Regions from separate parts of the Mus musculus genome. Here all the other regions are linked to region 2. A link is a loop called in an ENCODE intact Hi-C map of the cell type or tissue named here. Cell type or tissue: left cerebral cortex. All regions are shown on one strand.

Region 1 (2,500 bases), 210 kb after region 2:
TTTTTATGTGTATGATACAGTAGCATTAACTGCATTTGTATCATTGTCCAACCACCTCCATCCATAGTTCATCTTATCTGGTAAAGAAAAAACTATATTCTCCAAGATAATAGCTCATTCTCTTTTTCCCAAACTTCTTAGAACTTCTATTTCATTTTCTATTTTCCCCAGAAACCTTAAGAAAGTGAAACATAGTGTGAGTGCTTTGTGATTTATTTCACTTAGCGTGTCTTCAGGGTTCATGCATCGTATCCTAAGCATCAGAGTCTCTCTTTTAAGGCAGAATAACATTCCAATGTGCGCATGCACTGCATCTTTTTTGAGCCTTTCATTCATAAATAATTATACCTTTTAGCTACTGTGGATAATGCCAAACAAGGTCATACAGTGTCTCCCCAAGACCCTGCTGGGATTTATACAAAGATGTGGGACCACTGGACCATTTTTCAGTTTTATTTTTCTTTTCTCTCCTTTCCTTTTTATTCTCTCTCTCTCTCTCTCTCTCTCTCTCTCTCTCTCTCTCTCTCTCTCTCTCTCTCTCTCTCTCTTTCTCTCTCTTTCTCTCCCTTGCTTTGAAGAAACCTAAATGTTGTTTTCCATAATAGCCATACTGCTTTACAATCCCATCAACATTGTGCCCATAGATTCCAATTTCTACAAATCTTCATCACTGTGTGTTACTATTTTTTTGGTAATAGTTACCATAGTGGGAATAATGTAGACATCATTGTGGTTTTGATTTGAAATTTACCAATAATCCATGAAATTGATCTGATTTTTAATATGGAATTTTTGATCCCTCATATTTCTGCTTTAGAGAAATGTCTATTTGGCTCATTTGTCCATTTTTTTTAAAATCAGGATTTGTCTGTTGTTCTTTGGCACAGTCCTAGAGCTTTAGCCATACTGAAACATGAGTACATCCTTTCTGGTTTACATAGTTCCCCCATCTGACAGATACCCATTGAGGCTAGAAGTTGTGTACTTGAACCCATGCTCTATTCCACATCTGAAGATAAACACTAGGAGAAAAGGCTTGGATTCAAAGTATGTTTACTGTTTACAAAGCTTGTGCTAGTCACAGCAAGGTCATAGAACTGTAGCAGGTCTTCGGCAAAGTCATATGAGGACACCACCGTGCATAGTGCCTGACCCACACTATGGCCTAAAAACATTTCAGTTTCCTTTGTCGTGCCTGCAGTGAGCATGTTTTGAATGCTGCACAGATGGCTGGCATGTGGAGAGAATGGCCTGTTGGAATTTTACTGGAAATGAAGCCAAAATGAAGCTGTGCAACCAGATTTACATTACATTTCAAAAATATTTACCATGCATCATGTATTAAGAGTGATAATAATCATAATAACTTTCATACTATTTGGAATTTTGCCATGTGTCATATACCAAAGTGAAGCATTAAATGTTTGAATTTTACTTTTTCTATTACAATTCTGACTAGTTATAAAATATTCTTGTTTTACATTGAAAAAATTAAGGACTAAAGTGCTAATGAAAGATCTAGATAACCTCCTGCAACTTCTAAGTGGCTACACCAGGAGAAGTACAGGCCTAGTCCTGCCTAACCAGTGCCTTGCATGCCTTTCGACACTGAACACAAGACTATTTGAGACAGTCTGGATTCCCTGGGCGACAGACTGCATAGCAAGAATTATCTCAGCATGGGAGAGAAGAATTTTTTTTTTCTGACCAGTCCATCAGAAGGGATACAGAGGAGAGACATGAAGCACAGCGGAAAACTATTTGCCTGGCATGTGTGAGACCCAGAGTTCCATCCCCAGCAGCACAAAATATAATAACAAATAATCAAAAGAAGAAGGAGACTGCCCATAAGTATTTATTACCTGTGATGGGACTACATATTACCCACAACCCCAGAAAGCCATTATTTATCAATGAGTCTATTTTAAAGCCAGCAGAAAAGAGATGCCCTTAGTTGTTCGATGCCACACAGCTTCTATACTACACTTCATTCCCCTTTGTCTCCTGAATACTATAATGTCAAAGGTCAGGAAGAGATGCACAAAACCATAGGAACTGTAATATAAGGCATGTAGGTTTCTTTAGGAAGACAAGGACAACCAGAACATGGACACCTTTGCCCACAGCTTGAAACCTGAAGAGAATAGAAACTGTTTGTGGTGTCTGCATGGGATGGGGATTTGGTTTTGTGCATGGACCTCTCCCAGGAATTGGGGAATGCTCTGACATTTCTACCGTAAGGCTGGAGGACCCTGGTGGGGACTACAGCTGCTATTCCATAGTCAGGACCTATTGATCCCTTTCATTCTTAGTACAATACAGTCCTTCCCTTCGTGGCAGCATCAAGGCCCAGTACAAATTGAATGGCAACTGAACTTGCGTGAGTTGATTAAAACTTCCAGTAATTATGGGGTCTTGCCTAGCCTGTTTGAACAAATCAATTTCAGTATTAGTTGCTGGACTAGTTGGCCTTGTTGACAGATAAAGTTTGAAAGGGAGG
Region 2 (2,500 bases):
CTGATGGCATGCTTCACAGTAAGGAGAAAGGACATATCTCTAAATTTGTGTAGACCTTGTGTGGAAATGTCTTTATAATTGTAATAACAATAGCACTAGTAATAAGAATGCATTCTTCCCTGTGCTAAATGCTTTGCAAAGCTTTGCTTCATTTATTTATGTTACCTTATAAAGTATGTCCACATATTATAAAGTAAAGTCTATGTGAACCTACACAAGTCATATGATAATAAGGATGTCATTTAAATCCTTTTTCATCATACATGCAGAAAGAATAGTTTCACATTAACATGTATAAACATAGCAAGTTCAAGTATATTATGTAACCCAAGAAGAGGTGGGATCTAATCTCAATGCTGCCTCCTTCCTTTGAGACCTTGAGTATACTAGAACACCATCCCTGGCTTCAGGAAGCATCACTCAGTGATTAAAATAAGGTCAATCACGGTCAACTCTGTACCTCCACGCATACTTCATGACTCTGGGAAAATGCCTACTTTCCAAACTGCAGTATCTTCATTGTAAATCATGGGAAAAATCCAAGAATCCACTATGTGTTAGTCATTTTGAAAGTAAGAGAAACACTAGACTTTAAAACTTGCAGGATGTTATAATATGTAAAATAAGCTAGGCACAGAAAGACAAACAACACATCTTCCCACTCATATAGAAGCTAAAAATATATGATCTCACAGAAGGGTAGAGTGCTGGGTACTGGAGTTTGGAGATGGAAGGGGGCAGGAGGATCAGAAATGATTGTTCATTGCATATGAATGTGTCATTAGAGAGGAGAAATTTGTTCTAGTTCCCTATAACATACTGTAGTAACATGGTTAGCAATAATTTCTTCCATTTTTCAGAGTGATTAAAAGAAAAGATATTGGCCATTTTTAAATCAAAAGAAATGATAAATGTTTGGTGAGGGATCGGAAGTAATAACTTCCCTGAATTAATCGACATATAGTAATTACATGTGTAAAGGTTTTTACATTGTACCCCATACACATATACATTTCTGGGTCAACTTAAAAATATTCATTTATGCTATGAGGTGTAAGACCTTAGTATCATGTTAGTCTTCCTAGTCTTGTCTCTTCAAGATGGTTCAAATCAATCCGTGTAGCCATACAGTCCCTGGTGTAGATGCTGAGAGCAGAGGCAGCTGAACAAACTTCCCACAGCCCACAAGTTGCCATTTGAAGAAAGCTTAGAAGGATCACGGCCAAGTTTCTCTGGGGACTGCAAGCTCCCAAGGCTGTCTGGATGAAAAAGAAAGTTGTGGGAAGTGACTGTGGTGGGGAAGATATATCCCCATCTCTAGCTCTCAGCTCCAGATGCCAAGGGACTTTCAGCATCCTCAGTGCCAGTGAGAGTATGTGAGGAGGAAGCATGCAATGTTTTCCAAAGGGAGATTATGAGATGAGAAGAATAATTACAACCCGTGCATCCCCCACCCAGCTCTCAATACCCAGTAAAGCCTTGCTATTTTGCTTTCTTCCTCAGCTGGCCCCTTTGGGTTATCTAAAGCAAATATATCTTCAGCTGTTCAGTCTTAGGATTCCCTAAAGCCGTTGGTAACTCCTGGAATCTTTGCTAATGCCCTGGGCATCTGATCATCAGACTTGCCTCTTGGTCATTGGCTACCCATGATGCTCCTGGCTATGTCTTTCCTTTATTATAACTCTGCTTCACATTTGAACTTTTCCAGTAAATTCATACTTTCAGATGTGAATCTGACATTTGCTGAGCTCAGGATAAGAAATCAAATTCTGGGAAAAGTTCAAATGTAACAAGCATTAAAGTTGGATGAGCTGGTAAAGAGGACATGGGCTACAGAGACCAACCCATCCACAGGATTCAAATCTATACTCTCACACTTACTAAATATGTGTCTTGAAAGAGTCTTGATACTTCTAGTCACAAGACAATTTAAAATACTCACATTGTCTTTAAAATTAAAACCATGAATTCCTCCCTTACAGGGGAGTGATGAATATAAATTAGGGAAATGCATAAAAATTGTCAAAAATGCTTGTTCAGTAAGTGCTAATCTACCCTCAATGACATCATGTTTTCGGTGGGCATTGGGAAAGGCGTATTTAAAGACCGTAACAACTGACTAACCTGAAACCAGTGGGACCCAAAAGAAGATTCTGCAAGGTTGCCAGGGAAGAGTGAGTTATTTACCCTGAGACAGAAAGAGGGCCTTACACCATAAACTGAAATAGGATGGATAGGGATTTAGGGACAAGGCCTGTATTTCTTTTAGTAATGAGATGAGAGAGGTAAGACAAGATAAATGGTCTTCCAGCTAAAGGGGGCAACATGAAGGAAGGTGTGGTAAGTCCAGGTTAAAAAAATAATGGATGGAAGCTGGGGCTCCGTCTGAGTGTAAATGCGAGTTCAGGAGAGAGCCAGACTGAAAGGGAAGCCCCATATTTATAGTTCTGGAGCTCAAATCTAAGGCCTTTTTCATGTTAGTTGTGTGTTTGACCACTTG
Region 3 (2,500 bases), 280 kb after region 2:
TGATAGAAGAGATACAAGCTAGAAGCAGTGCCTGATATAACCCATCTACCTAGGAATGTTTCTAAAAACTGGTTTGAATTTTTATGAGTAAATAGTTGTTAGACAATGACAGAGGCATAGAGACTTTTAGGCAGGGAGTCCAGGAGGTAAACAAATTACATGATATAGGAAATAACAAACGTAAGATGGAAAGTGACTTGGTTCCAGACTATGAGTGTCTACCTGTGAAGGGCAGACAAAGGAGGAGGTGTGGCTTTCTACTGAGTGCTGCCCTTGACTCCTAGAAGGACAACTTAATTGGCAAATTGGTTTAAGAAGGAAACTAAATTAAGAAGTGTGGAGATGTCCTTGGGGAAAACGTTCCACACGTCCCACTCTGTCCTCAAGGAATTTAGTGCTTTATTTTATTTTATTTTATTTTTAACTGAGGTGTCTTGACTTTTCCATAGGGAACTCATTAACACCTTGAAGAAAAAGTTCATGCATGTTCAAAAACAGGAAACAAACATCCTATAGGGGGAGGCAGGAGAAAAAGAAGACAGAAAACAGGATCACACAAGAAGAATTCAAAGACTAGAGTTTCTGATGCCAGAGAAAGGAATGCTCAGAGGGAAAACATGCTGATGTCAAATCTCAAAGGTTGTGACAAGATAGTGAGTAAGCAAAAGAGTCGGGGAACTGAGTCAGACAAGAGTGTGAGACCTTCTGATAACCTACATCATATCTTGAGTATCGGTTCCTCAGAGTAAAAGACAAACTACTCAGCAGTTTTTCAAAACTATCCTGACAGTTGAGGATATTGCATATGAGGTACCTAGTATATAACCAATCCCCAACCCACAGAAGTAGTTGATAGTACAGACACCATTGCATTGTAGAGATACAAAGGTGGGGGAATGACTCATTTTGCATACATCCTTGGACCTGAATTGACAAATCTAGTAGGGTGGCCTTTACTTATTTGAACTTGGCCTCTTCCTTCTTATCACAAATCTACTTGATGTATAGCTTGGAGAGTTGCAATCTCCTCATCCTATTTCATATCATCCTTCTTACTATTTTCTGCCAGTGGATATTGAATCTGTTTCATGAACTTAGTACTGAAGACAATCCCATGTAATTTACATGGTCCATACCACATCTAGTTGTCAATAATTTCTGTCTATGGGTTCGAGTAATGCTCCTTGGCAATATCAGCTAGATCTTTTTTTTTCCTTCTTTCTTTCCAGAACTAACTTCTTAAAATGTTCTTAGACCTGGTTTATACTCCTAGCCATCTCATCTTACCATTATTCCACGGCTCTTTAAATCGCCCCATTTTATTTTATGTACCTTTCCTTATCTGCATCTTTCTCCTTAGACCACAAATATGTTCATCTCCCCAGACTCACCCCCTCCTTAAACTTTCAGTTGCCGCCAGCTACCACCTTATGTCTTCCATTCACAGCCAGACTTCTAGAAAGAGAAATCTATGCAAATGCTCTCCACTTCTTCACTTCCCACTTTCTCCTCCACCCACTGCAGTCTGGCTTTTATACCTCTCACACACTACCTCTTCCAAGGCCAAAAGTGCACGTGTTTGTAGTTATATACACTTCGATCCAGCTCTATATTCAACAATACTGTTTACTCTCAAAAATGTCTCTGACTCCTTTGGGTAGCACATCCCTAGTGTTCTTGCTATCTTTTTTAGAAACTTTCACCTTCTTATGGACTGAGGCTCATTTTTCATGTCTTTTCTTCTAACACATATTTCTTGGGCTATAGAGTCCCTGAATGTTCCATGAGTACCATCTACCAAATCTGTATCCCAGACCTGAGTCAATCCTCAGAGATAAGGACAGAGTTATACACCTGGCTACAATAACCCTATTTGTTGGAAAATGGGCTTTCTAATCAAATCCCAAATGGACTCATTTGATAGTAACAGAGTTTAAATGAGATTTTAAATAATCATTACAGACAATAGTGGCATCTTATTCCAGTAGGACTGGTGAAACACAGTGGTATAAACTGGGTAGTTAAGATAGATAGATACATAGATAGATAGATAGATACATAGATAGATAGATAGATAGATAGATAGATAGATAGATAGATAGATAGATTAAGGAGCTCTTGGAAATCCAAGATCATGGCAGGTTCTTCATATTGAAGACCCTGTTTTGGGCTCATGAAGGACAACTCCTAGCCATATTGTCACATGGTAGGATAGTGGATCTGCCTTGGGCATCTTTTATAAAAGTATTAATTCCATACTGGAAGGTATTTGACGCCTCCCAGGAATCTCATGTTCAAATACAGTCACTTTACTTGAGGAATCACAATTTCAACCTGTAGAATTCAGAAAGACATAAATATTCAGAGCAAAGCAGATGTCTTGAGTGAGTACAGGTGATGAAAGGAACAAAGGCAGATTCTTGAAGAATGTGGATGCAAAAGATCCACCCAAGATGACAGAGGAATATGTAAAGACAGGTGAGATATTGTTGAGTCTTCA

What was found. Hi-C counts contacts between places; a loop is a spot of excess contacts. Peaks named below come from ENCODE experiments on the same cell type or tissue, not always from the same donor. Only the 100,000 strongest peaks of a DNase experiment are listed, where the experiment ranks them.
Region 1: a loop joins it to region 2, with 1.8 times the contacts of the local background. A loop is called at or near these places in 2 of 42 quality-filtered maps.
Region 3: a loop joins it to region 2, with 2.0 times the contacts of the local background. A loop is called at or near these places in 2 of 42 quality-filtered maps.

Annotation. Positions count from the first base shown.
Region 1 is chr4:65,761,000-65,763,499 of GRCm38, reverse strand. The region is part of intron 11 of Astn2 (astrotactin 2); the gene reads left to right. Among named protein-coding and RNA genes, the nearest start is that of Gm31533, 130 kb to the right of the region's middle. In left cerebral cortex, no CTCF peak of the experiment used is centred here; a DNase peak (open chromatin) is centred at 1,200.
Region 2 is chr4:65,975,211-65,977,710 of GRCm38, reverse strand. All of the region lies in intron 6 of Astn2 (astrotactin 2), which reads left to right. Among named protein-coding and RNA genes, the nearest start is that of Gm31533, 350 kb to the right of the region's middle. In left cerebral cortex, no CTCF peak of the experiment used is centred here; DNase peaks (open chromatin) are centred at 587 and 1,248; H3K27ac peaks cover 1,675 bases.
Region 3 is chr4:65,694,419-65,696,918 of GRCm38, reverse strand. All of the region lies in intron 13 of Astn2 (astrotactin 2), which reads left to right. Among named protein-coding and RNA genes, the nearest start is that of Gm31533, 68 kb to the right of the region's middle. In left cerebral cortex, no CTCF peak of the experiment used is centred here; a DNase peak (open chromatin) is centred at 1,487; H3K27ac peaks cover 470 bases.